Regions from separate parts of the Homo sapiens genome. Here region 1 is linked to region 2. The links are chromatin loops, found by intact Hi-C in ENCODE. Cell type or tissue: endothelial cell of umbilical vein. All regions are shown on one strand. Each heading gives the region's core, and the rest is flanking DNA. Links, peaks and the distances in the headings are about the cores only. Region 1 has its middle 71 kb from the start of FOXK1. Region 2 has its middle 17 kb from the start of MMD2.

Evidence for each region. A loop is a pair of places that touch in the nucleus more often than their neighbours do. Peaks named below come from ENCODE experiments on the same cell type or tissue, not always from the same donor. Only the 100,000 strongest peaks of a DNase experiment are listed, where the experiment ranks them.
Region 1: a loop joins it to region 2, with 4 times the contacts of the local background. A loop is called at or near these places in 2 of 110 quality-filtered maps.

Annotation. Positions count from the first base shown.
Region 1 is chr7:4,603,723-4,618,750 of GRCh38, reverse strand. No RefSeq gene overlaps it. Among named protein-coding and RNA genes, the nearest start is that of FOXK1, 71 kb to the left of the region's middle. RefSeq lists an enhancer at 13,964-14,465. In endothelial cell of umbilical vein, for the core only: a CTCF peak has its summit at 7,723 (motif pointing left); DNase peaks (open chromatin) are centred at 5,490 and 7,710; H3K4me3 peaks cover 606 bases.
Region 2 is chr7:4,968,414-4,983,441 of GRCh38, reverse strand. It overlaps the pseudogene RNF216P1. Among named protein-coding and RNA genes, the nearest start is that of MMD2, 17 kb to the right of the region's middle. RefSeq lists a silencer at 8,839-9,218 and an enhancer at 8,931-9,529. In endothelial cell of umbilical vein, for the core only: a CTCF peak has its summit at 9,449 (motif pointing left); DNase peaks (open chromatin) are centred at 8,781 and 9,411; H3K4me3 peaks cover 1,335 bases; H3K27ac peaks cover 212 bases.

The DNA.
Region 1 (15,028 bases), core at 2,907-10,906, 360 kb after region 2:
TACAGTCACATCCACCCACTCACCCCAGTTCCTAATCCCTGGCAACGACTAATCTGTTCTTCCTCTCTGTAACGTTGTCATTTACATTTAAAGAATGTTTTATAAATGGATTCCTATAGTATGTAACCTTTTGAGACTGGCTTTTTTTTCCTCACTCAGCATAACTCCCTTGAGAACCATAGAAGTTATTATGGGTATCTATGGTTTGTTCCTTTATATTAATTATAAATTAATTATATAATTATAAATGAATAAAATTAGAAGTGTTCGGGGTGAGGATGTTACTGTTTCATTGAAGGGCAAGGGGTTTGTACTAGTCCATTGTCACACTGTAATGGAGAAATACCCCCTGAGACTGGGTAATTTATAAAGGAAAGAGATTTAATCGACTCACAGTTCTGCACTGCTGGGGAGGCCTCAGGAAACTTACAATCGTGGCTGAAGGCAAAGGAGAAGCAGGCACCTTCTTCCCAGGGTGGCAGGATGGAGTGAGCGCAAGCAGGGGAAATGCCAGATGCTTATAAAACCATCAGATCTCGGCCGGGGCGCAGTGGCTCACGCATGTAATCCCAGCACTTTGGGAGGCCGAGGTGGGCGGATCACGAGCTCAGGAGTTCGAGACCGCCTGGCCAACATGGCGAAACCCTGTCTCTACTAAAAATACGCAAAAATTAGCTGGGCATAATGGCGGGCGCCTGTAATGCCACCTACTTGGGAGGCTGAGGCAGGAGAATCGCTTGAACTCAGGAGGTGGAGGTTGCGGTGAGCCAAGATTGCACCACTGCACTCCAGCCCAGGTGACAGAGCGAGACTCTGTCTCAAAAAAAAAACAAAAACAGAAACAAAAACAAAAAAACCCCATCAGATCTCATGAGACTAACTCAGTATGAGGAGAACAGCCTGGGGGAAACGGCCTCATCATCCAATTACCTCCACGTGGTCCCGCCCTTGATATGTGGGAATTAATGGAATCATGGGGATTACAATTCAGAGTTGTTTTCCGTTTTTGGTTATTATGAATAAAGCAGCTCCAGACAATCATGTATAGGTTTTTGTGTCATCATAACTTTCCATTTCTCTCGTTTAAATGCCCAAGAGTGCAATCGCTAGGTTGTATGATACGTACATGTTTAGTTTTTGAAAAAACAGTCAAACTCTTTTCCAGAGTATCTGTACCAGTTTACATTCTCACCAGCAACATATGAGGGATCTAGTTTCCCTGCATCCTCACCAGCATTTTGTGTTGTTACTATTTTTGTTGTTGTTGAGACAGAGTCTCCATCTGTCGCCCAGGCTGGAGTGCAGTGGCACGATCTCGGCTCACAGCAACCCCTGCCTCCCGGGTGGAAGCAATTCTCCTGCCTCAGCCTCCTGAGTAGCTGGGACTTAGGCGCGCGACACCACGCCTAACTAATTTTTGTAATTTTTTTTTTTAGTAGAGACGGGGTTTCACCACGTTGGCCAGGATGGTCTCGATCTCTTGACCTTGTGATCGGCCTGCCTCGGCCTCCCAAAGTGATGGGATTACAGGCGTGAGCCACCACGCCCAGCGTTACTATTTTTATTTTATTTTTTACTTTAGCTGTTGTGGTAAGTGTCTCATGATATCTCATTGTGGTTTTAATGGGCATCTCTCCAGTAGGTAATGATATTGAACATCTTTTCATGTGTTTATTTTCCATCTGTGTATCTTTTTCAGTGAAATGTTTCTTCTTTTTTTTTTTTTTTTGAGACAGAGTCTCGCTCTGTAGCCCAGGCTGGAGTACAATGGCACTATCTTGGCTTGCTGCAACCTCCACCTCCTGGGTTCAAGCGATTCTCCTGCCTCAGCCTCCCAAGTAGCTGGGATTACAGGGACCCGCCATCAGGCCTGGCTAATTTTTGCATTTTTGTAGAGGTGGGGTTTTGCCATGTTGGCCAGGCTGGTCTTGAACTCCTGACTTCAGGTGATCCACCCGCCTCGGCCTGCCAAAGTGCTGGGATTACAGGCGTGAGCCACTGCACCCAGCCATGCCTCTTCATTTCTTTTGCCCATTTTCTAATTAGATTGTTTTTTACTGTTGATTTTTGAAGAGTTCCTTTTTAAAAAATATACTCCAAATACCAGTCCTTTGGGGTGCATGTGGTTTGCAAACATTTTCTGCCAGTGTGTAGCTTGTCTTTTCATCCTCTTAAACAGGGTCTTTTTTTTTTGAAAATCAAGATGCGATTTACATACCATAAATTCACCCTTTTAAAGTGTACAATTCAGTAGTTTTTAGTATATTTACAAAATTGTGCTGTCACTGCTGTTTAATTCCAGGACATTTTTTCTTATTCTAAAAATAACGCCACGCCCATGAGCAATCACTTCCCATTCTTCCCTTCCCTCCAGCCCCTATAATCTACTTTTTGTCTCTATGGATTTGCCTGTTCAGCCTATTTCCCATAAGTGGAATTGTACAATAGTGGCCTTTTGTGTCTGGCATCATTCATTTAGCATGACGTTTTCGAGTTTGATCTGTGCCGTAGCATGTATCAGAATTTCATTCCCTTTTATGACTGAACAACCTTCCATTGTATGGAATACCACCACTTATTTGTCTATCCATTGGTATCAGTTGGACTGTGTTTCCCACCAAAGCAAACTTTGCAGTCCTAGCCCCCAGAATCTGTGATTGGGACCTTATTTGCAAATGGAGTTGTTGCAGTTGTCATTGGTTAAGATGAAGTCCCCCTAGAGGGAGGTGAACCTTTAATCCATCATGACTGATGTCCATACAAGATGTACAGAGAAAAGACAAGAGGCCATGTGATAAGAGAGGCAGAGGTTGGAGTCATGCAGCCACGCGCCAAGGCCAGGAAGGTCCTCTCCTACAGGGTCAGGGTGAGCAGGGCCCTGCCAACACCTTGGTTTCAGGCGTCTAGCCTCTGGAACTGTGAAGCAATGCATCTCTATTGTTTTTTTTTTTTTTTGAGACAAAGTCTCATTCTGTTGCCCAGGCTGGAGTGCAGTGGTGTGATTATAGCTTACTGCAGCCTCCACCTCCTGGGCTCAAGCGGTCCTCCATCTCAGCCACCTGACTAGTTGCCACCACAGGCATGTGCCACCATGCCCAGCTAATTACAATTTTTTTTTTTTCTGTAGAGACAGGGTCTTGTTATGCTGCCTAGGCTGCTCTCGAACTCCTGGCCTCAAGCGATCCTCCTGGTGGAGCCCTCAACCAAGTGTTGGGGTGACAGGTGTGAGCCACCGTGCCCAGTTGCATTTAGTAATAATAATATTATTACTTTTATTATTTTTGAGACAGAGTCTCGCTCTGTCACCCAGGCTGCAGTGCAGTGGCCCAATTTCAGCTCACTGCAACCTCCGCCTCCCAGATTCAAGCGATTCTCCTGCTTCAGCCTCCCAAGTAGCTGGGACTACAAGTGAGTGCCACCACATCTGGCTAATTTTTGTATTTTCAGTAGACATGGGGTCTCACCATACTGGCCAGGCTGGTCTTAAACTTCTGACCTCAAATGATCCACCCACCTAGGCCTCCCAAAGTGCTGGGATTACAGTTGTGAGCCACCATACCTGGCCTAATATTATTGGACAATTCTCACTCTAGTCCTGAGAGGTTGGCGTTCTTGTGTCCATTGCACAGATGGGACATTTGGAGGGCAGAGAGGGCCAGTGGCCTATCCCAGGGCGCGTGGTTAGTGAGTGGCAGAGCTCCCAGGTCTTTGAGCTCCCAGACCTTCCCAGGTCTTTGAGCTCCCAGAGCTTCCACCTGCTCTACTGCATAGCAGACTTGATTCCAGGAGAAGAAAATCTATCTTCCGCTTCAAACTAAGGGAAGACCACTGGAACTTAGATTAGTTTATTTAAAATCAAGGTTCAGGCTGGCGCAGTGGCTCACGCCTGTAATTCCAACACTTTGGGAGGCCGAGGCGAGTGGATCACCTGAGGTCAGGAGTTCGAGACCATCCTGGCCAACACAGTGAAACGTAGTCTCTACTAAAATGCAAAAATTAGCCGGGTGTGGTGGCAGGCACCTGTAGTCCCAGCCACTCAGAAGCCCGAGGCAGGAGAATCACTTGAACCTGGGAGGTGGAGGTTATAGTGAGACAAGATCATGCCACTATACTCCAGCCTGGGTGACAGAGTGAGACTCTGTCTCAAAAATAAAAAATTAAAATAAAACAAAATCAAGGTTCAGAAACACATGGGTTAAGAAGGTTTTTCTGGTTGGGTGTAGTGGCTCATGTCTGTAATGCCAGAACTTCAGGAAGCCGAGGCGGGTGAATAACGTGAGTCCAGGAGTTTGAGACCCGCCTGGGCAACATGGTGAAACCTGGTCTCTACAAAAAAAAAAAAAAAAAAAAAAAAAAAAAAAAAATTAGCCAGGCGTGGTGGTGCATGCCTGTGGTCCCAGCTACTGGGGCTGGGGGGCTGAGGTGGGAGGATCACTTGAGCCCAGGAGGTCAAGGCTGCAGTGAGCTATGATTGCACCACTGCACTCCAGCCTGGGCCACAAAGCCAGACCCTGTCTCAAAAAAATAAAAAAGAAGGCTATTCTGGGAACAGGCTTGTCTGCTGGTGGGTGCCGTCCTGATGTTGGCCATCCTAGACAGTGCATCTCGAGTTCCAAGCTACGGATGTGGGCATGAGCCCTGGAGTGTGGCCTGTGTCTGTCTGTGAACTGAAATAAAACATTGCAACCCGAGTCATAGCCAATCCTGGAAATGATGATGACTGCTTGCAAACACGTTGCAAGCCTCTTGCTTGTGCTTGCAGAAACTTGATACACAGGCCTGTGTGCGGGAGGCGGGAGGCCCGGGCCATTTGGGTCTCCCGTTTCTGAATCTGAAAAATGCTAGAATCCATTTTCCCCTCGGTTTTAGGTCAGGTTCCCCAGAAGCAAACTCTGTGGTAAGGAATTGTGTGCAAGCCACGTAGGAATGCCGTGGTCCCGGGAGGTCTGGAAGGGAGTAGGAGGAGGGGACCCAGGAGCCAAGCCAGAGTAAGGTCCTTTGGCAAAATCCCCCTGGGGTGGCTTTGGCCCAATCCTGCAGGAAGGCACTGCAGCGTAAGTTATGCCCCAGGGTCTGTCCAGACTCAGGCAAAGGGAGCGGGGCTTTCACTTTCTGGAATCTGCTCGCCATTGGCTAAGAGCTGGCTGGGGGGACAGGAACCCCAGGCACCTCTCAATTTCTGCTTGCATAGGCAGAACAGCTCCACAGGGGCCGAGTGTGAGAGACAAAGCACCCGGGAGCAAGGGGAGGAGGAAAAGAGTCGTGAGATCTGCAGGGAGCTCAGATGGTCTCTGCACAGTCATTCTCACCGGCACTTGTGGACATCGAGTCTACGATAACTTCATAGTCTCTCCTGCCTGTGCTCAGGACTCCTCGATGTCTCCATTTCTGAACTGGTGGGGGGTTGGAGGGCTGCTCTTCCTGCTGGAATCATAAATCAACATTGTCAGGTGCCAACGTGATGATAAATTGTTGGATGATATGCTGATAACGCATAGCGTTTTCATTTCCTCGGAAAAACAAGGCCAAAGACACTTTCGAATTGCAAATGCCAGCCCCGTTACAGGGGCGGCTGCAAGGAAGGATTTCTGGTCAGCAGATATGGGAAGTCGGCCCGAGAACACAGGCAAAGGAAGTGGGTTTCCTCTGCAGGAATGCAAAGTCACCAACTCCAGGCAGTCCTGGAATGAACCTTACACCTAGAGGCGGCGATGCTTGAATGCGGTGGTTTTCTCTCCCTGCCCTCTTCCTTCTTTCTGTCTAACACACACATATGTAATTGTCTTTTGAGATGTGTATTGGAGTATAGCATGTAGACAGAAAAACGTGCAAAGCAGGACTGTGAAAGGATGAAAGTGAACTCACCCACGTGCCTACCGCTCAGGTCAAGAAACAGAACCTCCCTAGCCCCTTAGAACAGCAGTCCCTAAGCTTTTTGGAACCAGGGACCAGTTTCGTGGAAGATAATTTCTCCGTGGGCCCGGGTCGGGGAGATGGTTTTGAGATGATTCAAGCAGATTACATTTATTGTGCATTATATTTCTATTATTATTACATTATAACATAGAATGAAATAATTCTACAACTTTCATAATGTAGAATCAGTGGGAACCCTGAGCCTGTTTTCCTGCAACTAGAGGGTCCTGTCTGGGGGCGATGAGAGACAGTGGCAGATCATCAGGCATTAGATTCTCATAAGGAGCAAACAACCTAGATCCCTCGCATGCGCGGTTCACAATAGGGTTTGCGCAGTTGATCTGACAGGAGACGGAGCTCAGGCGGTAATGCGAGCGATGGGGAGTGGCTGTAAATACAGATGAAACTTCACCTTCCTGCCCGCTGCTCACTTCCTGCTGAACCTCCCGGTTCCTAACAGGCCAAGAAGTGGTACTGGTACCAGGAGTTGCCTTAGCACGTTCCCTTGTGTCTATTTTTTTTTTTTTGAGATGGAGTCTCACTCTATTGCCCAGTCTGGAGTGCCGTGGTATGATCTTGGCTCACTGCAGCCTCCACTTCCTGGGTTCAAGCGATTCTCTTGCCTCAGCCTCCTGCGTAGCTGGGATTACAGGCGTGTGTTACGATGCCCGGCTAATTTTTTTTTTTTTTTAATTTTTAGTAGAGACGGGGTTTTGCCACGTTGGCCAGGCTGGTCTCGAACTCCTGACTTGCCTCAACCTCTCAAAGTGCTGGGATTACAGGTGTGAGCCCCTGTGCCTGGCCCCTTGTGTCTCTTTTCAGCCACTACCCATTTACCTCTAAGGGAAACTGCTATCGCAACATCAAACACCAGAGATTAGCTTTGCCTGCTGTTTACGCTTTATGGAAACAAAATCACATGGGATGTTCTCTTCACTGACTTAAGGTGACTTTTATGAGATTTGTCCTCATATATTACTATGCATAGTAGCAGTTGGTGCGTTTGCACAGCGGAATATATTTCCCATGTGAATATAGCACAAGTTACCCTTTCCGTTACTGATGGACAGTGGAGCTCATTGCAGTGTGGGCCATTGCAGACAGTGTGCCTATGAATGGTCTGGAACATGTTTTGGGTACACCCGGTATGGGTGCTGCTGGATATACACCGAGTGGAATTGCTGGGTCATGAATGTTTGTATGTTCAACTTGATTAAGGGCTGCCGAAAAGTTCCGAATGGAGGTGTACCTACTTAACCTCTACCAGCAATGTAGGGACCCCGGTTCCTCTCCAACCTCACCAATGCTTGCTATTTGGAACTTCCATTTTTATAACTCAAAAGAGTAGGATCATTAATTTCAATACTCCCCACCTTCAGGGCTGCTGCTACGTTTACAAATTTTTTATTTTTTTTGAGACAGGGTCTTGCTCTGTTGTCCAGGCTGTAGTGCAGTGGCGTGATCATAGCTTACTGCAGCCTCCACCTCCTAGACTCAAGTGATTCTCCTGCCTCAGCCTTTCAAGTAGCAGGGACCACAGGTATGCAATACCATGCCTGGCTAATTTTTAAAATTTTTTTAGAGACAGGGTCTTACTATGTTGCCCAGGCTGGTCTTGAACTCCTGAGCTGAAGTGATCTTCCTTCCTCGTACTCCCAAAGTGCTGGGATTACAGGTGTGAGCCACCACACCTGGCCTGCTGTTAATTCTTGTAACACCTTTGTGTGGATTAAAGAAGGACAGATTATTCCAACTGCTGAACATTTTTGTGACGTGCCATGGAGCATGACATGTGACTGCCCTCTGCTGGAAAACTGGGGAAATTCTTAGTACAAATCTTAGATGCCTAAGAGGACACCTCTTAGGTGTGGTGCCCTTGGGCAGTGCACACTCTAGACGACCATGCATGGTGACCCTGGCTGTTCTCTACTCTTGTCAACACATACTGGAGGTAACGGCGAGGACTGCGGTGGAGGAAGCCCAGTGAAAGTTCACAAAATGGTGGTCCAGGGTTGAATCTGGCCTGCAGTTATGTTTTATTTGACTCACAGTGTTAACAAAAAATATTGGGCCAACATTTTAAAACTAGAGGATGGTGGTTGCCTAAAAACACAGAAAAATTGGCCGGGTGCCGTGGCTCACTCCTGTAATCCCAGCACTTTGGGAGGCCGAGGCGGGCAGATCACCAGAGGTCAGGAGTTCGAGACCTACCTCAACATGGAGAAACACCGTCTCTACTAAAAATACAAAATTAGCCGGGCGTGGTGGTGCATGCCTGTAATCCCAGCTACTCAGGAGGCTGAGGCAGGAGAATTGCTTGAACCTGGGAGGTGGAGGTTGCAGTGAGCCGAGACCGTGTCATTGGACTCCAGCCTGGGCAACAAGTAAGAAATTCCATCTCATAAAAAAAAAAGAAAAAAAAAAAAAAGAAAAATCAGAAAAACCAGAGGCAGAACTAAAGAAATTGGGCCGCCATCCCCAAATTTATATATGTATATAAAATATATATTTTATAATTTTAATTTTTTGAGACAGGGTCTTGCTCTGTCAGCCTGGAGTGTGGTGGCACGATCAGAGCTCACTGCAGCCTCAGCCTCCTGGGCTCAAGTGATTCTCCCACCTCAGCCTCCCAAGTGGCTGGGACTACAGGTGCACACCACCACACCCAGCTAATTCTTCTTCTTCTTCTTCCTTTTTTTTTTTTGAGACAGAGTCTCACTCTGTTACCCAGGCTGGAGTGCAGTGGTGCAATCTGGGCTCACTGCAACCTCTACTCCCGGGTTCAAGTGATTCTCGTGCCTCAGCCTCCCAAGTAGCTGGAGTTACAGGAGTGTACCACCATACCCAGCTAATTTTTGTATTTTTAGCAGAGACGAGATTTTGGCATGTTGCTCAGGCTGGTCTCAAACTCCTGGCCTCAAGTGACCTGCCTGCCTCAGCCTCCCAAAGTGCTGCAATTATAGGTGTGAACCACCGCGCCTGGCCGACTGGCTAATTACAAAATTATTTTTGGTAGAGACAGGATCTCATTATGTTGCCAGGCTGGTCTCAAACTCCTGACCTCAAGTGATCCTCCTGCCTCAGCCTCCCAAAGTGTTGGGATTAGAGGCATGAACCACCGCGCCCGGCCCCCATATTAAAATACAGAGCCTGATCTACACATGTGTCCCCAGTTAGCCTCAGTCTCCACCACTCTCTATTGTCTTCCATCCCCAATGCCTCTGTCAAGAACAATAGCAAAAGTACAACATGAGGACAGTGCAGCACCAGCCCCCCTGCCCCCACCCTGGCCCCGCCACCAGTCTCTTAACCTGTTGGTGGTACTGGCCTTGCGCTATAGGCATGAACATTTGTGATCGCCGGTCTTGACATTGATCAGGGACAAAAACAAAAACAAAACCAAAAAACCCCCCAAAAAACAAAAAAAACAAAAACTCAAAGCGATCATTCAATTGCAAAATAAAGTAACTCCTGCCTGTTTTGTGCTGGAGTGAGACATTCAGCTGATGAGATTCTGCGGAAGCGCAGCAGTGAAACAGCATGGAAGAACCGACATGACACATTCTGTTTTTATTTAAGGGACCTTTACCCATCCTTGCATGTAGGCTAGGATAATTTCATTTCTACATTTATTTATATTTATTATTATTAGTTTTTGAGACAGAGCCTTGCTCTGTGGCCCAGGCTGGAGTGCGGTGGTGCCACCATGGCTCACTGCAGCCTCCACCTCCCCGGCTCAAACCATCCTTCTGCCTTAGCCTCCCAAGTAGCTGGGACTATAGGTACGTACCAGCAGGTCTGGCTATTTTTTTTTTTTTTTTTACCATTTTATTTTATTTTATTTATTTTAATATTATTATTATACTTTAAGTTTTAGGGTACATGTGCACAACGTGCAGGTTTGTTACATATGTATACATGTGCCATGTTGGTGTGCTGCACCCATTAACGCGTCATTTAGCATTAGGTGTATCTCCCAATGCTATCCCTCCCCCCACCCCCCACCCCACAACAGTCCCTGGTGTCTGATGTTCCCCTTCCTGTGTCCATGTCTCTGGCTAATTTTTGTAATTTTTGTAGAGATGGGGTCTCATTATGTTGCCCAGGCTGTCCTCCAACTCCTGACCTCAAGAAATCCTCCCTCCTCAGCCTCTCAAAGTGTTGGGATTATAGGTGTGAGCCACCATGCTTGGCCATTTATCATTATCGTTAAATGAGAATGATTAGGCTGGGCGTGGTGGCTCACGTCGGTAATCACTTTGGGAGGCCGAGGTGGGTGGATCACCTGAGCTCGGGAGTTCAAGACCAGCCTGACTAACATAACAAAACCCTGTCTCTACTAAAAATACAAAAATTAGCTGGGCGTGGAGGTGTGTGCTTGTAGTCCCAGCTGCTGGTGAGGCTGAGGCAGCAGAATCGCTTGAACCCAGGAGGCGGAGGTTGCAGTGAGCGAGCTGAGATCAAGCTACTGCACTCCAGCCTGGGCGACAGAGTGAGAGTCCATCTCAAAAAAAAAGAAAGAAAGAAAAAAAAGAGAATGATCCTATTAATAATAATACCACCGTATACTGGGCACTTACTATATGTCTGGTGCTGTGTCATCTAATTTAATCTTCACAATGACTATCTGCCCTAATGTAGACACTATGATTAGCTCCAATTATAGAAGTATTTTTACAAGGAAGCAAATGGAAGGCTAAAGAGGTTGCAGTTTGTCCAAGATCACACTAATTGCAGAGCTCTCTTGGGTCTCTCTTCTCCTCCGCCCAGATATCATCTGGTTTAGTATCAGAACCCCTTCACGGGTAGCACCAGGTACAATCTAGATTCAACACCTGTGCTTTGTAATATCCCATGTGTCAGTGCAATACCGCTAAACGCATAACATCTTTCTAGGAAATGTGGGTCTTTTTGGTCTTTGATGTTACATGCTTTCAGACCCTAAAGGCTGAAAACCAATAAAGTCCTACTCCATCATCTTCCAGGGGTCTCCAGAGTGACCTGATGTTTTCACAAAGTCATACGGTGGCCCATCTGCGGCAGGTTGGAAGTCTGTGTTGTGGATTTTCTCCATCCACCGCTGGGTCTTAGAGTTCCCGGGTCTGGGAGGTGTCAGATCTCATTGCTGTTGAGAAAGGTTGAGCCAGTTTACATGTCGACTAGCAGAATGCAGCTGCCTCCTCTCCTGGAGAGACCTTTCTCAAATTGGCAGGTGTCAGCAGCCCTGATTCATGCCTGGGGTTTCGAAGTCTTCCTCCTGCTTGCAGGGAGCTCGGCTCATCTTTGATTCCAGCCACGGCACAGAGGCCGTGGTTCCTGCACTCTTGCTGGAATGGGTTCAGTCTTGCGTCGCTGAGAGGGCTTAACCAGGCTATTGTGGGATAACCAGCCCTGCACGACGCCCGCACAGGGGCGTGGTGAGGATCCAACGTGATGTGCGTATGAAAGTGTTTAGAGAAAGAGAAAATGCTGGGCACACACAGAGCATGATGATGACAGCGGAGGAGAAGCAAGAGGAGGAGGCGGACGGGAGGGCTTTTTATTTCTTCCTCTGGACTTGGTCCTAGGGTGGAAGCTTCCCTGCTTCTCATGCCGCTGTGACCTTGCGGGGGCTCCTCGGTCACGCGCGTGCTGGATCAGAGAGTGGCTCAGTTTCCTGACATTTCAGCTCCGCACTTTTATTTGCACTGGATCTTTCCATTGAAGACATCTGCCAGCGAGATTAAATAGAGCTTTTCTTGGGCCACGGAAAGGTGATTATTTGCATTACGTGGGAGTAGTCATCCATGAGAATGAAAAATTTCCCTCTTCAGAAGAAAATAAAGAGAGGCTGGCTGGATTCTGTCAACGCCATGACTCACGGGGAGGGTGACGCCTTTGGAAGGAAGGGGGTCTGCGGTGGTGCAGGGGTGACTATGGACATGAAATCTTCCCAGAGCGTGGAAGTCGAAACAGGTTGGATGTGTTCATTCACCTATTTCCTCATTAAACAACCATTTATGAAATACACACCTTGGCCTGTGCATTGACCCAGGCCTCTAGGGTCCAACGTGTAGGCAGAAATGGATACCCACATGGCTGATGATGTCCTGTGGGGGCACAGATGTGGGATAACTCAATGCTGCAGGGGAGCTGGGTGCCAGGGAATGTCCTGGAGACGACGTAACACTTGCACTAGGTCTTAAAGGGTGCGTATGAATTTTCCAGTTAGACAAAGAAGGAATAGGCATTGATGATGATGGAACGGTACATGCAAAGGCTCAGAGGCTGGAAACCGTAGGAGGTTTGGGGGCATGAGGGATGGCCTGGAGTGGGTGGAGCACCAGGCACTTGGGGAACAGGAGCTGAAATCAGGCTGTGAGAGCCTCTGACACTGCAGGGGACCTTATGGCTGCTTTCTTTATATATATATACATATTTTTTCGAGACAGAGTTTCACTCTTGTTGCCCAGGCTGGAGTGCAATGGTGCGCTCTCAGCTCACTGAAACCTCCGCCTCCCAGATTCAAGCGATTCTCCTGCCTCAGCCTCCCGAGTAGCTGGGATTACAGGCATGTGCCACCATGCCTGGCTAATTTTGTATTTTTAGTAGGGACGGGGTTTCTCTATGTTGGTCAGGTTGGTCTCGAACTCCCGACCTCAGGTGATCCACCTGCCTCGGCCTTCCAAAGTGCTGGGATTACAGGCGTGAGCCACCCACCGGCCTCTTTATATTTTCATTAAAAAGGGGCTATCTATCTCCAGGAGGGGAAAAATACCATTAAAGGGGGACTCTCTTGTCCTTTCAGAAGGAGGTTGGCTCTTCTGATTGACAGGCTGGGCTAAAACTCACTGCTAACACGCGTGTCTTCCTCCGTGGGACCTGTTTTCCTACTGCCAGAGGCATCCCCACATGCTCAGAGTCACAGCACACATGCTTGCCCTGTGTCCTGCAGTCCCATGAGCCTCCCCATGGCCAGCTGGGAGGCATTGGACACCCACACACACACAGCAGACAAACTCCTCAGATGTGGACTTGAAGGATCGTGGATCCCTGCATGACCGAGTGGAGCAGAGCACCCCCACCTTGGCCTGTTCCGTGAGTGAGAAGTACATTTTTATTTTATTTAAAATTTTAGAGACAGGGTCCCACTGTTGCCAAGGCTAGAGTACAGTGGTGTGATCATGGCTCACTGTAGCCTTGACCTGGCTCAAGCAATCCTCCTGCCTCAGCCTCTTGGGTAGCTGGGGCTACAGACACATGCCACCATGCCTGGCTAAATTTTTATTTTTTTGTGTGTAGAGATGGGATCTTGCTGTATTGCCCAGGCTGGTCTCGAACTCCTGGCTTCAAGTGATCTTCCCACCTTGGCCTCCCAAAGTGCTGGGATGGCAAACCATGAAAAACCATGCCTGGCATTTAAGCTGTTGAGTGTTTGAGGCTTGTTTGTTACAATGGCTTGCCTTACTGATACACCAGGTAAGAAAGGGAAGGTAGATGGAGAGGAGCAGAGCTGGCAAACGAAGACAGCCTCTCTTTGAGGCATATGCAGCATAGCTGGAAATCCACAGACACAACCCTGAAATGATGTATGGCGCCCCAAAGCAGGACACCCTAGCAGAGGCACCAGTTGGAACCCAGAGGGAGCAGGCATTTTGGGCAGGATTCCTAGTTGCAAACCACACAGGCCACTCTGGATAGAAAGGAATTTAGGTAGCTTAGTGACGTGTTGGGTGGGAAGGGGTTGGGACAGAGATCAGAGATCAGAAATGGAGGCCATGGGCTGGGCACAGCGGCTCACGCCTGTAACCCCAGCACTTCGGGAGGCTGAGGTGGGAGAATTGATTGAGCCTAGGAGTTCAAGACCAGCCTGGGTAACATAGTGAGACCCCATTTCTACACAAAATTTAAAGAAATTAGCTGGGCATGGTAGCGTGGGCCTGTAGTCCCAGCTGCGCGGGAGGTTGAGGCAGGAGAATCAGCTGAGCCAGTGTAACACCCGTGTGACCCCACAGGACCCCATGGAGACGCTCCTCCCACCACTTTCTCTCCACGGCCCCCCACGTGGGGTATGCCCCACCAGGGCTCTGTTATGGCTGCCTCTCAGTCCCATATCGCTTTCCATAGGGTGGTGTCCTTCCTCAGGTGCTCTCGTTTGGGTGGGGGCCTTGTGGAGATGCATCTGATGGGCGGCACCTGTGCGAGGTGCCGGCTCTCGAGGGTGTCTGGGAGGCTGAGTCCTGGCTTCCAAGGGGAGAATTCCTTGCAGTTGTGGGAAGGTGTTTTGAAGGCCCTGCATGGCAATGTCCAGGACAAATGATCACGACTTGAGGGTTTATTCCTCCTAGGGCACAGAGCAAGCTAGGGCGAGTGAGAAGCTTCTCGGGGAAGCTGTGGCATTTGACTTGGGGCTTGAGAAGTGAGTAGAGTTTTGAACAATGGAGAAGAGAAGCAATGCGGGGGGTCTCAGGCTGAGGAGCCTGCAGGGAAAAGGCAAGGCAGGGTTTGGTTCAGAGGGTGGTGGTTGTGTGCGGGGGTGTGAGAGTGATGTATGCTTATGTGTGTGTGTGATTGTGTATGTGTATGTATTTCTGCATGCTTATGTGTGTGGTATGTGTGTACCTGTGTGTGTGGTGTATGTGTGTTATGTGTTGCATGTGTGTGGTATGTGTGCATGTATGCACATGCAGGCATGTGATATGTGTATGTGTATATATGTACGTGTTGTGTGCATATGTGCATGTGTGCACATGTGTGCTTAGATGTGTAATGTGTGTACGTGCACATGCGTGTTGTGTATATGCACGTGTGTGAGATGTATGTGTGTATTGTGCACACACGTGCTAGTTTGTCATATGTATGTGAGCACACGTGTGTGGTGTGTATATGTGTTTGTGAGTGGTGTGTATGTGAGCACACGTGTGGGGTGTGTATATGTGTGTTTGTGAGTGGTGTGTATGTGAGCACACGTGTGTGGTGTGTATATGTGTTTGTGAGTGGTGTGTATGTGAGCACACGTGTGTGGTGTGTATATGTGTTTGTGAGTTGTGTGTATGTGAGCACACGTGTGTGGTGTGTATATGTGTGTTTGTGAGTGGTGTGTATGTGAGCACGTGTGTGGTATGTGTGTGAG
Region 2 (15,028 bases), core at 4,656-12,655:
AAGGCAAACTCCTCTGAAGTTTATGTATCAATTGGGTGTTAATGTATTGAAGTCACTGAAACTATTATTGGTTAAACTACAAAATTGGAAAATTTGAAAGAAAAGTAGCTACTCTTTGTCAAGAAAACTATGAACAAGAAAGAAGTGGAAAACTGTGTGTTCACATTTACAGTAAAAACAGTCTGCTAAGAGATGTAATAAATAAATGAAATATAAAAGACCTTCTGTTAATTCATTAATACTTTTTATACCCCTGTGGTAACATAAATCTCTATGGTAATATAAAGCTCTATGAGCCATTGAGTTACACTTCATTTATTTAGCTAGCTGCTAAGCTAGACTGATGAACAGATCATGTTTTCCTATGAACAGACTCTCTTCACACCAAACCCACTAGCTTTGTCTATTATCAGCATGAAATACTTCCAAAGTAAGGCTATATAGAGTGAGATAACACACACTGATGTATCACCACCCAGACCCAACAGATGTTAACTATCCAGGCTCTTCACAGTCAAATCAGACAACCACCTTGGAACGACTGCACAGTAGTGCAGACAGAGTGGGTGGGGTACAGCTCTAGCCACATTCAGTAGCAAGGAAGCTTCTTTGCTCGGAGGGTAATGGGGACTTCCCCTTTTCTCTGTTCTTTCTCTTGCTCCAGTAGATTTCTAAGATGACCTCCTAGGTGCTATACCTGCAGTTCTCACACACTTCCCTTTCTACTGGTTCTCTTTTGCCAGATGTCAATAGTAAGGCCTGTAATAGTAGAACAGGAGGTCTGGCAGAAAGAGGGCAGAGAAAAAGTGCTCAGCTCTGCTCCTTTTCTCATCCAGGTGCCAGTGTTTGGGGACCGGTTTGGAGAGGTTCGTTGATTCTACAGCCCCCGCTGGGGACCCATGTCAAAGCCTTCTCCCTCATCTTGACATCTCAATGCATTTCCCTTTGCCGTTACTTCAGGAGTCCCACATACTCTTCATCTCTAAGCTCCCCCCTTCCCTACCACCACAGCCTGCCCAGTCCACAGAAGACAACGCCAGAGGCCCAAAGAGAGGAAAAAAAGCAGCAAACTCCTCCTATTACAGAGGGCGACAAGAATTCAGAGTACATTTTCCTTTAAAACCATTGTCATCAGTGGTAATTCTCCGTCCTAGAATTCACTGGTGTGCAATGAGGTTATGCAAACCTTTGAAGGCTGACCTGAGAATTAGCCACCAGCAAAAATCGCGTCTGTAGGGAAAGGCCTGAGTTCCAGACAACTCATTACATGTGCATATTTGATGTGGCGACAAACCAGACACGGACTAGCTTTAAAATGGTCTGTTTTTATGTGTTTTCTCAAGTAAATGATACATAAGTACACCTCTACATGAAATACAGATGGAACAGTAGATATGATTTCTTGAAAAAACAAAACATGTTTGAGAGGTTCATCTCTCCCCAATTCATTTTATATTTGCAACAATATTAAGAACTTCAAATACTGAAATGCTACAGACATGAAGTTCCACATGGCAGAAATCAGAAGCTCTCACTATAAACTGTCAAAATTCATTTCTAGTTTAATCCCTTCATTATGCTTACCAACAGAACTCTTCTGGAGGTTAAGTGACATTTGGAGGCACAGGAAATGAAGGACAAAGTTTTTCTTCTACAGAAACAAGTGGTAGCCTCTGTTCTAATATCTGCACCCTGGGGCAAAAGCAGTGGGGAAGCCTGTCGGACTTCAGTCTGCCCACGTCTTCATATGACCTCATGCTTGAGCTGATCTGACATGCTAGCAGTTCTAGAGAAGGCACTCCTGCAAAGTAAGCCAGGCTAGTACTCCAGTTTTTTTTTTTTTTTTTTTGAGACTGAGTCTCGCTCTGTTGCCCAGGCTGGAGTGCAGCGGTACAAGCTCCACCTCCTGCAAGCTACAAGCTCCACTTCCTGGGTTCATGCCATTCTCCCGCCTCAGCCTCCCGAGTAGCAGGCACTACAGGCACCCGCCACCACGCCCGGCTAATTTTGTTCTATTTTTAGTAGAGACGGGGTTTCACCGTGTCAACCAGGATGGTCTTGATCTCCTGACCTTGTGATCCACCCGTCTCGGCCTCCCAAAGTGCAGGGATTACAGGCGTGAGCCACCGCGCCCAGCCGTACTCCAATCTTTCAACCCTTAGATAGTTGTTGCTGCCTTCATCCAACTGAAGTTGACCACGTGTGAGTGAAAGATCTAAGTTAACCAGCCAGAGTAGATTACCTGCCACGTGGTTCTCTAATGAATAGGCCCTTCCTGCTTAAAATGGCCAGATGGTTCCATCTGAAGGCCATTTAAAGACGCACATAAAGCAACTGAGACTGAGCTACAACAAAATCCCAGTCTGCTCAACTCAGCTTTGGGCCTTATTTCCAGTTTCCATTAACATTTTAGTTTAGTTGTGGAGTTAACACTGTCCTAGGAGTCCAGAGAATAATGGAAAGGAAAGCAGTGTCAGGAAAACAAGATTGGCTTGAAAAGATGGAATACAGTGACCGTACATTCCCTTGCTTTTTAGATTTCATGAGAATTTTTATGTGTTTAAAGATCAATGTTTCTGAGTGACACAAAAAGCACAGAGGGACAGCAAGACCCTAAAAATAATTACACGTGTGAGACTCAGGAAGTAGGAGAACAGAACTGTAAGAGAAGGTGTCAATTTGATTACATTTTAGTGATTTTTCTAGACAATCTTGAAGATATATTTAAACATCCCTCTTCATTTGCAGAAGGAGACAAAAACATTGAATATACTCAATTTCTATGAGGTTAAATTGTTAAAAAATACTAAAACATGGTATCTGGTATTCAAATCATTGTTCTATAAATGAGCTAAGTTTATACTTTTCTCTATCATTTACATTTTCTGTAATGAACAAACCTGTATTACATTTCATAACCAGGAAACATTAGGAATTCAAAGAGAAGAGAGAAGTAAACAATTCACACGCAAGGGAAATACAATTAGTAAACAAATATTTGAAAAACACAGCCAATTAGCAAAGAAATGTCACTTATGCTACTTCATGCCTACCCTAGTTAACTACAAAAAATAACATAACTCAGTATTGTCGAAGAGTTGTTAAAGCAATTCACACATATAAGTTGCTTTTTAGATGAGTAGAAGCCTACAAGAAAGTTTTCATTGTAAAAATGTAGTCATTGCTGCTCAATTTTCCTGTAAACCTAAAACTGCTCTAAAAAATAAAGCTTAGTAATTTAAAAAAATGTAGTTATTATCACACCACTTGGAAACCCAAAAAGAAAGTATTTTAAAAGCTTAGGAGGGGAAAAAAATCTCCAACAAACAATTCTGTTGAAGACACAAACATAGCCAATAGGAAGGTGGATGCCAGGGTGTGGGGCAAGTAGAGTTCAGGAGACAAGCAGGAGAATGTTCACAGCTACATTATTTGTGACAGTCAGAACTCAAATGCCTATCAAAAGTAGATGGGAAATTTCATTGCTAAGTGATATAAATGGAATACCACTTAGCAATGGAAAATACATAAACTGTGGCTCTACCCAACGTGAATAAACCTCACAAACATAATGCTGAGTGAAAAGAAGTCAGATGCAAAAGAAGACTATACAAAATCTTTATGTAGTGTTTAAAGAGGATAGCAACATTCTATTTCTTGAAGATTTCTGGGTTGTGGTTCCATAAATGTTTGGTTTGTGATAAATTATTGAGCTGTGCATCTTTATTTTGTTCATTTTTCTTTATGTATATTATATACACATTGGTATACAATAACCAAGTTTAAAAACTATACACAATAAAGAATATGTGGAAAGGCTTCAGAAGAGTGAGTAACTGGCATGTAAATAACCAAATGGCTTTCTTTCCTCACTGTAAGGAAGGTTAAATACCCAGGTAGAGTCTCTTGTTGAAAAATAAAAAATGCTTTAAGAGTTTGGGTAATCCAAGCCGGGTGAGGTAACACATGCCTGTAATCCCAGCTATTCGGGAGACTGAGGCAGGAGAATCACCTGAACCTGGGAGGCGAAGGTTGCAGTGAGCTGAGATCATGCCACTGCACTCCAGCTTGGGCAACAAGGGCAAAACTCTCTCTCAAAATAAATAAATAAATAAATAAATAAATAAATAAATAAATAAATAAATAAATAAAAGGTTTGCAGGGCACGGTGGCTCACGTCTCCCAGCACTTTGGGAGGCTGAGGCAGGGGGGTAACTTGAAGTCAGGAGTTCGAGACCAGCCTGGCCAACATGGTGAAATCCCATCTCTACTAAAAATACAAAAATTAGCTGGGCATGTTGGTGCACACCTGTAATCCAAGCTACTCAGGAAGCTGAGGCAGAAGAATCACTTGAACCCTGGAGACGGAGGCTGCAGTGAGCCAGGATCACGCCACTGCACTCCAGCCTGGGCAAGAGACTGAGACTTCGTCTTAAAAAAAAAAAAAAAGAGTTTGTGTAATCCGAAAACTTCAAGACAGGAATCTAAAGTCGTTTCAAACTGACACTGCCCTCGGGGACTTGAAAGAAGCAAAAGCAATTCTCTATAAAGAAACCAACTCTATCAAGAACTCAAGACATGAGCTTAGAGTCAAACTTAGAAAATACACAAGAAAACGAGGCACCATGGGAGCCAGCAGGAAAAACAGAATATGATTCCCAAGAACTTAACAGATCACAGCAATCAAACTCACAAAGAAGCTATGTTTATTGGTTAAAGAAATTTAAAAAAGACTAAAAATATAGGCAAAGAGCAAAACTCTAGGAAAATAACCAAGAGAATTAAAAGCTAAAATACCATAACCGAAAAACAGTGGATGAGTTAAAAGAAGATTACATTCTACTGAAGAGAAATTTGTGGGCTAGAAGACACATCTGAAGAAATCATCCAGAATGCATCTCAGAGACAAAGAGGTGGACTTAGAGACTTGGAGACTGTGGGAGAAGAGTTACAGAAGACAGGAAACAGCTACAAAATTTCCAGAACTGACCAACATCACCAATCTATGGCCAGGTAGTGTATACTCTTAATGGTTTTGCCTTACTGAGAAGCATGTTAAGCAAAATTGATAAAGATTAAGGGAAGGCCAGGTGCAGTGGCTCACACCTGTAATCCCAGCACTTTGGGAGGCTGAGGTAGGTGGATCACTTGAGGTCAGGAGTTCAAGACCAGCCTGGCCAACATGGGAAACTCCGTCTCTACCAAAAATACAAAAATTAGCCAGACATAGATGGCGCATGCCTGTGATCCCAGCTACTTGGGAGACTGAGGCAGGAGAATCACTTGAACCTGGGAGGTGGAGACTACAGTGAGCTGAGATCGCACCACTGCACTATAGCCTAGGTGACAGAGTGAGACTCCGTCTCGAAAATAAATAAATAAATAAATATAAATAAATCTGATGACGGTGGTTGCCTCTGTACAGAGGTGGGATCAGACAAGGCCACTATTGGCTCCAACAGTGTCACTGTACAAATCAGAAAAAAGTACCTACATTGGGCTAAGTACCTGGAAAGGGGACCTTCCTTCTCAGCCTTGGCAGGGAAGAAACTCACCTGCACCCCAGACTGAGAACTACAGGATAAGATACGAACTTTGAGGACAGGTGTTCAGTGAACTGTCTATTTTGTTTAAATTTACCACCAGGCTGGGCATGGTGGCCCATGGCTGTAATCCCAGCACTTTGGGAGGCCAAGGCGAGCAGATCACGAGGTCAGGGGTTCAAGACCAGCCTGACCAACATGGTGAAACCCTGTCTCTACTAAAAATACAGAAATTAGCCAGGCGTGATGGAGTACGCCTGTAATGTCAGCTACTCAGGAGACTGAGGCAGGAGAACTGCTTGAACCCGGGAGGTGGAGATTGCTGTGAGCCAAGATCACACCACCGCACTCCAGCCTGGGCAACAAAACAAGACTCCGTCTCCAAAAAAACAAAAAAAAATTTACAACTATTTCACCTCTGCAGATCAGAAGGAGGGGAAAGAGTATATTTTTCATTTTATATTCTTCAGGAGAACTTATTTTTTAAAACAGCATATTTATCATAACAAATTTTTTTTAAATAGAGACAAGGTCTCAATCTGTCTCCCACGCTTGAGTGCAGTAGCCTAACATAGCTCACTGCAGCCTTGAATTCCTGGATTCAGGCAATCCTCTTGCCTCAGCCTCCCAAAGTGCGAGGATTAAAGGTGTGAGCCATTTGTCTGGCCCATATTTATCCCTTTTGTAATGAAAATTAACAAATGTGGCCAGGCGGGTGGCTCATGCCAGCACTTTGGGAGGCCGAGGCAGGCGGATCACCTGAGGTCAGGAGATCAAGACCAGCCTGACCAACATGGAGAAAACCCATCTCTACTAAAAATACAACATTAGCAGGGCATAGTGGCACATGCCTATAATCCCAGCTGCTCGGGAGGCTGAGGCAGGAGAATCGCTTGAACCCGGGACGTGGAGGGTGCAGTGAGCCGAGATTACGCCATTGCACTCCAGCCTGGGCAATGAGCGAAATTCCGTCTCAAAAAAAGAAAGAAAAAAAACCAAAACTGCAGAACAAAAAAATACATGTTCCAAAATTCCCCTCAAGGCTAAGCCAGAATCTTCTGGCAAAAAAGAAATTAGGCATCATGGGAGGACAAGACTGGTTCAGCATCACCTGTAGTATTTCAGATCATAAATGCCTAGTGGAGCACTCCTTTATAATCACCACGCCTTCAAAAACTGATGCTGACACTGTCTCTTAAGACTCAATGACTACATATTAACAGCGTCTTGCCAGTAAATTAACAGCTTATTAATCCAGTTGCAATGAATGAGTCTTACACTTCATTCATGCCAGCAATATCATTATCTGATATAATTCTAGTCTAACTAGTCTTTTTATGTCAAAAATGAAATGTCCCTGGATTCTAAATGGTACAAAATAGGTTCATTTCAAAAGATACAGCTGTGATACTAAAAGGAAAAAGCCACAGGGAAAGGGATGAAGTGAGAACAAACAACTTACCTTGTCCCCGATGGCAGTGAAAGTTGTTCAAGTGAATTACCTCTTCATTGTTGTTTCCCTCTTCCATTTTCAAATGCAGACATGCACATACGGGACTGCTAATATCTAAACATGGTGACCATCTGTTTCAAAAGAGCTGAAAAGGAAGCAAAGAGGAACAGTAAGAATGAGGGAGTATCAAAACTCTTGCCATGTATCTGGTCAGGGGGACATCTGAAGCTTATGCTGAAAACATTCCTTAAGAAAACATATCCAAGGAGGTGGGTCAAAAAAAAAAAAACCACACAAACTCAAAACCTATGACATTAAAACATATGTTTAAAATACACATATTAAAGAGACAAAGTACTGACAGAGAAATGACATCTTGATACAAATATGCTAACAAAGAAATGGGCTAAGGGTATTAATAGGCAATTCACAAAAAAGAAAACACAGAAGATGCTCAACCTCACTAATAATCAGGGAAAGGCAAATCAGAAAATGAATTATGTTTCAGCCAGACGCAGTGGCTCAAGCCTACAATCCCAGCACTTTGGGAGGCCGAGGCGGGCAGGTCACAAGGTCAGGAGTTGGACACCAGCCTGACCAACACGGTGAAACCCCAGCTCTACTAAAAAATACAAAAATTAGCCAGGCATGGTGGCACGCGCCTGTAATCCCAGCCACTCCGGACACTGCCGCAGGAGAATCGCTTGAACCCGGGAGGCTGAAGTTGCAGTGAGCCAAGATCGCCGCACTGCACTCCAGCCTGGGCAACAGAGTGAGACTCCGTCACAAAAAAAAAAAAAAAAGGAATTATGTTTCAAACCACTGGGGTGGCAAAAAAGGCAAGTATGTAAGAAATGGGAAATCTTATACATTGCTGGTTTGGATAGTAACTTGGAAAAGATATTCTGAATAGCAATCAGCAATACGCCCTAAATTACAAATGTACATTCCCTGTGACTTAGCAATTCCACTTCCAGGTATATTAGCTAAAGAAACCTCTGTGTGTTCTCCAAGAAATATGCATAATAGAATATACGGACAGGGATGGTGGTCATTACAGCAAATATGCAATAAAAGCAATTGGAAATGGCCTTACTGGACTTCAATAAAGGAATAAATAAAATTCATATGATACAACACAGTTAAATTAACGTTAAATGAAAGTGTGATACCATTTATGTAAATTCATACACAAATTTTAAATACATATTTAAATATTAAATTAAAAAATACAGCCAGGCGCGGTGGCTCACACCTGTAATCCCAGCTCTTAGGGAGGCCGAGGTGGATGGATCACGAGGTCAGGAGATCGAGACCATCCTGGTTAACACGGTGAAACCCCGTCTCTACTAAAAAATACAAAAAATTAGCCGGGCGTGGTGGCGGGCGCCTGTAGTCCCAGCAACTCGGGAGGCTGAGGCAGGAGAAGGGTGTGAACCCGGGAGGCAGAGCTGGCAGTGAGCCGGGATCGCGCCACTGCACTCCAGCCTGGGCGACAGAGCGAGACTCCGTCTCAAAAAAAGGAAAAAAAAAAAAATAATAACGTTCTCTTTGCACTATCAAAGTACCTAGGACAACTGCTACCCAGGCCCTTAAGGATTCACAGAGCCCTGGCGGATTTGTCAGAAATTTCTGTAACCCGCACGCCGCGCACGCTCCACGTTGGCTGCAAGTGGCCCAAGTCTTAGAGCCCTGGTCCCGTTCCACCGGGAGCAGAACCACCTCGACGCGGGGACAGCGGCCTCGCTCCCTGCCCAGCGCCCGGACCCCCGAGCCGGGCCAGCCCCCAGCGCCCCGCAGAAAGGTCTGACGCACTTGCGGCGCCCTCGCGAGTGCCGGGTGACAGTCGCCAAGTTTCACGGAACAACACGCGCTCCAGATGTGAGGGGAGAGGAGGAAAAACGCCGCCCGCCTGGGCTGGGGTTCACAGGCACGGGCCGCCTCCCGCCGCTCCTCCAGGCCGCGCTCGGGTGCACGGACACCGCCTCCGCGGCGGCCTCGGGCCCGAGGGAGGGAAGCGGCCCGAGGGGCCGGCTCGCGAAACTTCGCGAAGTGGCGGGAGGGTGTCGCTCCCGCCTCGCCACCGCAGGGGGCTTGGAGACGCCCAGCCCAGCTCCCCGGCCCGATCCCGCCCGGGCCTCGGCCGCGCCCCTCAGCTCTGTGGTGCTCACGGCCCGCGCCCCCGCCCCCACCCCCGCAGCTCAACGGAGGCGTCACGCAGGGAGGCCGCCTCGCCTCACAGACCCGCCCAGAAGCTCGAGCGCGCCCCGCAGCCGACACTCACTCGCCACTCAACTCGCCGGCTAGCCAGGCGGGTTCGGCGACCTTCGCTACCACGCCGCTTACTCCTCCAAAGCTGCAGCTACGAGCTCCGTGGCAGCCGCTGCATTCCTTCCGGCCCTGCCCCGGCGTCACCTCGCGCAAGCGTACAGCGCGCGTACAGCGCCCCCTCCCGACTAACGACAGGAAGAACCATAGAGGCACTCCGGGTGCTGCGGAGGAGGGACCGGGGGGCTCACCATAGAGAGGGCAGCCTAGCCGCGCCTGCATCCGGGCTCTCCGCCTACGGAGACTTGACTCCCCCACGAGGCTGGAGGATGAAAGGAACGGAGACCCCCAATCCCCGACCCCACAGGAGCCACCATCTCCCCAGAGCTGAAAAGGGTATGGGGCAGGTGGTTGTGGATGTTTACTCGATATCTACTTATTTGCCCTAATTCCTTTGGCAAGTCATTCATTCATTCTGCAAATATATTCTGCGGATTTCCTGTGGGCCATGCACTATTCTAGGAATTGGGGAAATTAAGAGAAAAGTGGGTCTCACGGCTGGGCACAGTGGCTCACGCCTGTAATCCCAGCACTTTGGTAGGCCAAGGCGGGTGGATCACTTGAGGTCAGGAGTTCCAGACCAGCCTGGCCAACATGGTGAAACCCCTTCTCTACCAAAAATAAAAAAATTACCCGGGCGTGGTGGCGGATGCCTGTAGTCCCAGCTACTCTGGAGGCTGAGGCAGGAGAATGACGTGAACCCAGGAGGCGGAGCTTGCAGTGAGCAGAGATCGCACCACTGCACTCCAGCCTGCGCGACAGAGCAAGGCCCTGTCTCAAAAAAAAAAAAAAAAAAAAGAAACAGAATCTCGCTTTGTTGCCCAGGCTGATCTCGAACTCCTGGGTCCAAGTTATCCTTCCGTCTTGCCCTCCTAAAGTGGTGGTATGGCAGGTGTGAACTGCCACGTCTGGCTAGGAATTTTTTATTAGTAAAATGGGAATTTTAAGATATTATCTATTGCCCGGTGTTCTTGCAAGGATGAAATGGGGTCATATGTGAACTGAGAGGCTCTCATTGGAGTTATTTGTTGACATGTTCTTGTCTCAGGCATTTTTGGAGTCATAAAGACAATTATCCTATCTCTGCATTTCTCCCAATGAGGGTGAGAGGAAGCTACTCCTTCCTTCTAGGTAGTCTGGAATCATTCAGGTTATTTTTGAAGCCTCTGGCTTTTTTTTTTTTTTTTTTTTTTTTGAGACGAAGTTTCACTCATGTGCCCATGCTGGAGTGCAATGGCATGATCTTGGCTCACTGCAACCTCTGCCTCCCGGATTCAAGTGATTCTCGTGCCTCAGCCTCCCATGTAGCTGAGATTATAGGCGCCCGCCACGACATCCGCCTAATTTTTGTATTTTTAGTAGAGGCAGGATTTCACCATGTTGGCCAAGCTAGTCTCGAACTCCTGACCTCAGGTGATCTGCCTGATTCGGCCTCCCAAAGTGTTGGCATTACAGGTGTGAGCCACTGTGCCCGGCCCTGTTTTTTTCGGGGGGCGGAGGGTTGGGGTCTCACTCTGTCAGTGAGGCTAGACTGCAGTGACTCAATCAATCATAGTTCACTGCAGCCTTGACCTCCCAGGCTCAAGGGACCCTCCCATCCCAGCCTCCTGAGTAGCTGGGACTATAGGTGTGTGCCACCATGCCTGACTAATTTTTTAAGTTTTTTTGTATAGATAGGGTCTTTCTATGTTGCTCAGGTTGGTCTGAAACTGCTGGCCTCAAGTGATCCTCCTGCCTCGGCCTCTCAAAGTGCTGAGATTATAGGCTTGAGCCACCGCACCTGGCCTGTTTTTGTTTGTTTTTTTGAGACGGAGTTTCACTCTTGTTACCCAGGCTGGAGTGCAATGGCACCGTCTCGGCTCACCGCAACCCCTGCCTCCCAGGTTCAAGTGATTCTCCTGCTTCAGCCTCCTGAGTAGCTGGGATTACAGGCATGTGCCACCACACCCAGCTAATTTTGTATTTTTAGTAGAGACAAGGTTTCTCCATGTTGGTCAGGCTGGTCTCGCACTCCTGACCTCAGGTGGTCCACCCGCCTCGGCCTCCCAAAGTGCTGGGATTACAGGCGTGAGCCACCGCGCCCGGCCTGTTTTCTTTGTCTTAATGTTAACCAGCACCAAGAATCAGAAAGGGCAAGATAGCTACCTGCAGACTAAACTATTGTCAACAAGTGATGTTTTGCTGTTTTCCTGGGAAGAAGCATGGAAGTTCTGTCTATGAAAATCCGTATCATCTGTGCTGGCTGTAATTCCATGCAGTTACGGCCAAAGGCGTGCAACCTGCACTCACCCCGTGAGCCTGCCCGAGAGCCGAGGCTGTAACTCCCCCACCCCATGAGTCATCACGGCACGGCTTCATTGCATTTTCTGGTTACAGTTAGTTTAATGTGCATCTGACCTGTGAAATCATTGACAGTAGTGGAGGACCGCCATTATTCACAATTTGTCCATCATCATTTTGTTCCCAAGAACTGTCATCAGCCGTATCTACATGAAGGTGTGCTGGTGTTGTCATAGAGGACATTATTCCCGAACTCAGTCTGCTTTCAGAAGCAGTAATTTCCTGCCATTTTGGCCCATTATTTGTAAAAAAAAAAAAAAAAAAACTAAAAAAAAAAAATGTTATTTAGGTGTAATTTATACGTGGTACAAGGCACCCCATTTAAGTGTACCTTTCTACCAGTTTTGACAAATTTATACACCCTCGTAACCCCCCACAATCAAGATAGAGATCATTTCCATCACCCCAGACTATTCCCTCCTGTTCCTTCCAGTCCATCCCTCCATAATCCCCATCCCTGGTGCTAGGCAACCACCTGCTTTTGGGCACCTGGTTTGTGTCACTTTATATTACTTATTTGTTTTGAGATGGGAGTCTTGCTCTGTCACCCAGGCTGGAGTGCAATGGTGTGATCTTGGCTCACTGCAACCTCCACCTCCTGGGTTCAAGCGATTCTTCTGCTTCAGCCTCCTGAGTAGCTGGGATTACAGGCACCCCCCACCACACCCAGCTAAGTTTTTGTATTTTTATTTTATTTTATTTTTGTTATGGAGTCTCACTCTGTCGCCCAGGCTGGAGTGCAGTGGCGTGATTTTGGCTCACTGCAACTTCCGCCTCCCAGGTTCAAGCGATTCTCTTGCCTCATCCTCTCGAGTAGCTGGCTTTACAGACATCCACCACCATGTCCAGCTAATTTTTGTATTTTTAGTAGAGATGAAGTTTTGCCATCTCTACTAAAAACATGGCCAACTAAAGTTGGCCAGGCTGGTCTCGGACTCCTGACCTCAGGTGATCCGCCTGCCTTGGCCTCCCAAAGTGCTGGGATTACAGGCTTGAGCTACCGCACCCGGCCCTTTTTCTCATTTTAGACTACAATTTATCTTTCTGTAGTTTCACACACATGGGATCATATGGCATGCACTCTTGTGTCTGGTTTCTTTTGCTCAGCATGCTTTTTGTTTTTTGAGACAGGGTCTCACTCTGTTGCCCAGGCTGGAGTGCAGTGGTATGATCTTAGCTTACTGCAGCCTCGATCTCCCAGACTCAAGCCATCTTCCTGCCTCGCCTCCTGAGGAGCTGAGACTACAGGCACGCATCACCATGCCTGGCTAATTTTTTTGATTTTTAATAGGGATGAGGTCTTACTATGTAGTCCAGTCTGATCTCGACCTCCTGAGTTCAAGTGATCCTCCCACCTCAGCCTCCCAAAGTGCTGGGATTACAGGTGTGAGCCCCCGTGCCTGGCCTCTGCATGTTTCTGAGATTCTTCTATGTTACATGTATCAGTAGTTCATTCCTTTTTACTGCTGAGTAGTATTCGACCGCAAGGATATGACACAATTCATTCATCCATTCACCAGCCGGTGCACACTGAGTTTCTTTTATTTTGGGGCAATTATGAATAAAACTGCTATGCACATTCGTGTAAAAGTTGTTGGGTGAATACATGTTCATTCTCTAAGTGTGGAATTGCTAAATCATATAGTAAGAACCAAACTGTTTCCCAAACTGGTACATCATTTTACTTTCCCACTGGCACTGAAGGAGAGGTCCAGTTGCCATTCTTGGTATCACTAGTCTTTAATTTCAGCTGTTGTAATGGACAGGTAATGGTCTATCACTGTGGTTTTGATTTGCATTTCCCGGCTGGCTAATATGTTGAGCATCTTTTCTTGTGCTAATTGGCCTTTTGAATATCTTTCTTTTTTTTTTTTTTAGACACAGCATTGTCTAGGCTGGACGGCAGCAGCATGATCATAGCTCACTGCAGCCTTGAATTCGTGGGCTCAAGCGATCCTCCCACCTCAGCCTCCTTAGTAGCTGGGCCTACAGGCACATGCCACCACTCCTGGCTAATTTATATGATTTTTTTTTTTTAGAGATGGGGTCTCGCTATGTTGCCCAGGCTGGTCTTGAACTTCTGGCCTCAAGTGATCCTCCCACCTTGACCTCCTAAAGCGCTAGGATTACAAGTGTGAGCCGCTGTGCCCAGCCCTGGCCTTTTGTATATTTTCTTTTGTGAAATTTCTGTTCAAATTTTTTAAATCCCATTTTAAAAATTGGATTTGTTTTTGTCTTCTCAGAGTTGACTTGTAAGTGTTCTTTTTATAGTTTGGATATAAGATTTTAGTATTGCATACATTTCCTCTGGCTTACTTTTCATTTCCTTCTTTAATTTTGTTTTTCATTTTTTATTTTCCAAGGCTGTCCCTTCCCTTCCCCTCCCCCACCCTTCCCTTCCCTTCCCTTCCCTTCCCTTCCCTTACTCCTTCCCTTACTTTCCCTTCCCGTCCCTTCCCCTCCCTTCCCTTTTCAGACATAGTCTCACTCTGTTGCCCAGGCTGGAGTGCAGTGGTGCTGTCTCGGCTCACCACAGCCTCAACCTCCCAGGCTCAAGCAATCCTCCCACCTAGGCCTCTCAAGTAGCTGGGACCACAGGCACGCATCACCACACCTAGTTAATTTTTGTATTTTTGGTAGAGATGGAGTCTCTTGATCTTGATGAGAGCAACATAGTGAGTACTGGGGTTACAGGCGTGAGCCACCGCGCCCGGCCAAATTGTACATTTAAAAATAACTAAAAGAGGCCGGGCGTGGTGGCTCATGCCTGTAATCCCAGCACTTTGGGAAGCCAAGGCAGGTGGATCACAAGGCCAGGAGTTTGAGACCAGCCTGGCCAACATGGTGAAACCTCGTCTCTACTAAAGATACAAATAATTAGCAAGGCGTGGTGGCGGGTGGAGGGCGCCTGTAATCCCAGCTACGCAGGAGACTGGGGCAGGAGAATCGCTTGAACCTGGGAGGTAGAGGTTGCAGTGAGCCAAGATCGCACCACTGCACTCCAGCCTGGCGACAGAGCGAGGCTCCGTCTAAAAATAAATAAATAAATAAAATGTCTTGCGAGAACAGGGAAAGGAGACTGGCTCAGGGTTAGTATGGTGGTTGGTGGGTGTGACTGGGTGAGGGTTTGTGCACTCAGGGGCTTGTGTGGTTTAAAGCTCCCATTGGCGGCAAAGGAGGGAGCACTGAGGCTTCTTATCAACTTCCCCAGATGTCAGTCACAGGGGAAGAGGGAAAATGATACTTAAAAGCTTTCAGCACTATTTAAGCTTTGGCCGGGCGCGGTGACTCACACCTGGAATCGCAGCACTTTGGGAGGCTAAGGTGGGTGGATCACTTGAGGTCAGGAGTTCAAGACCAGCCT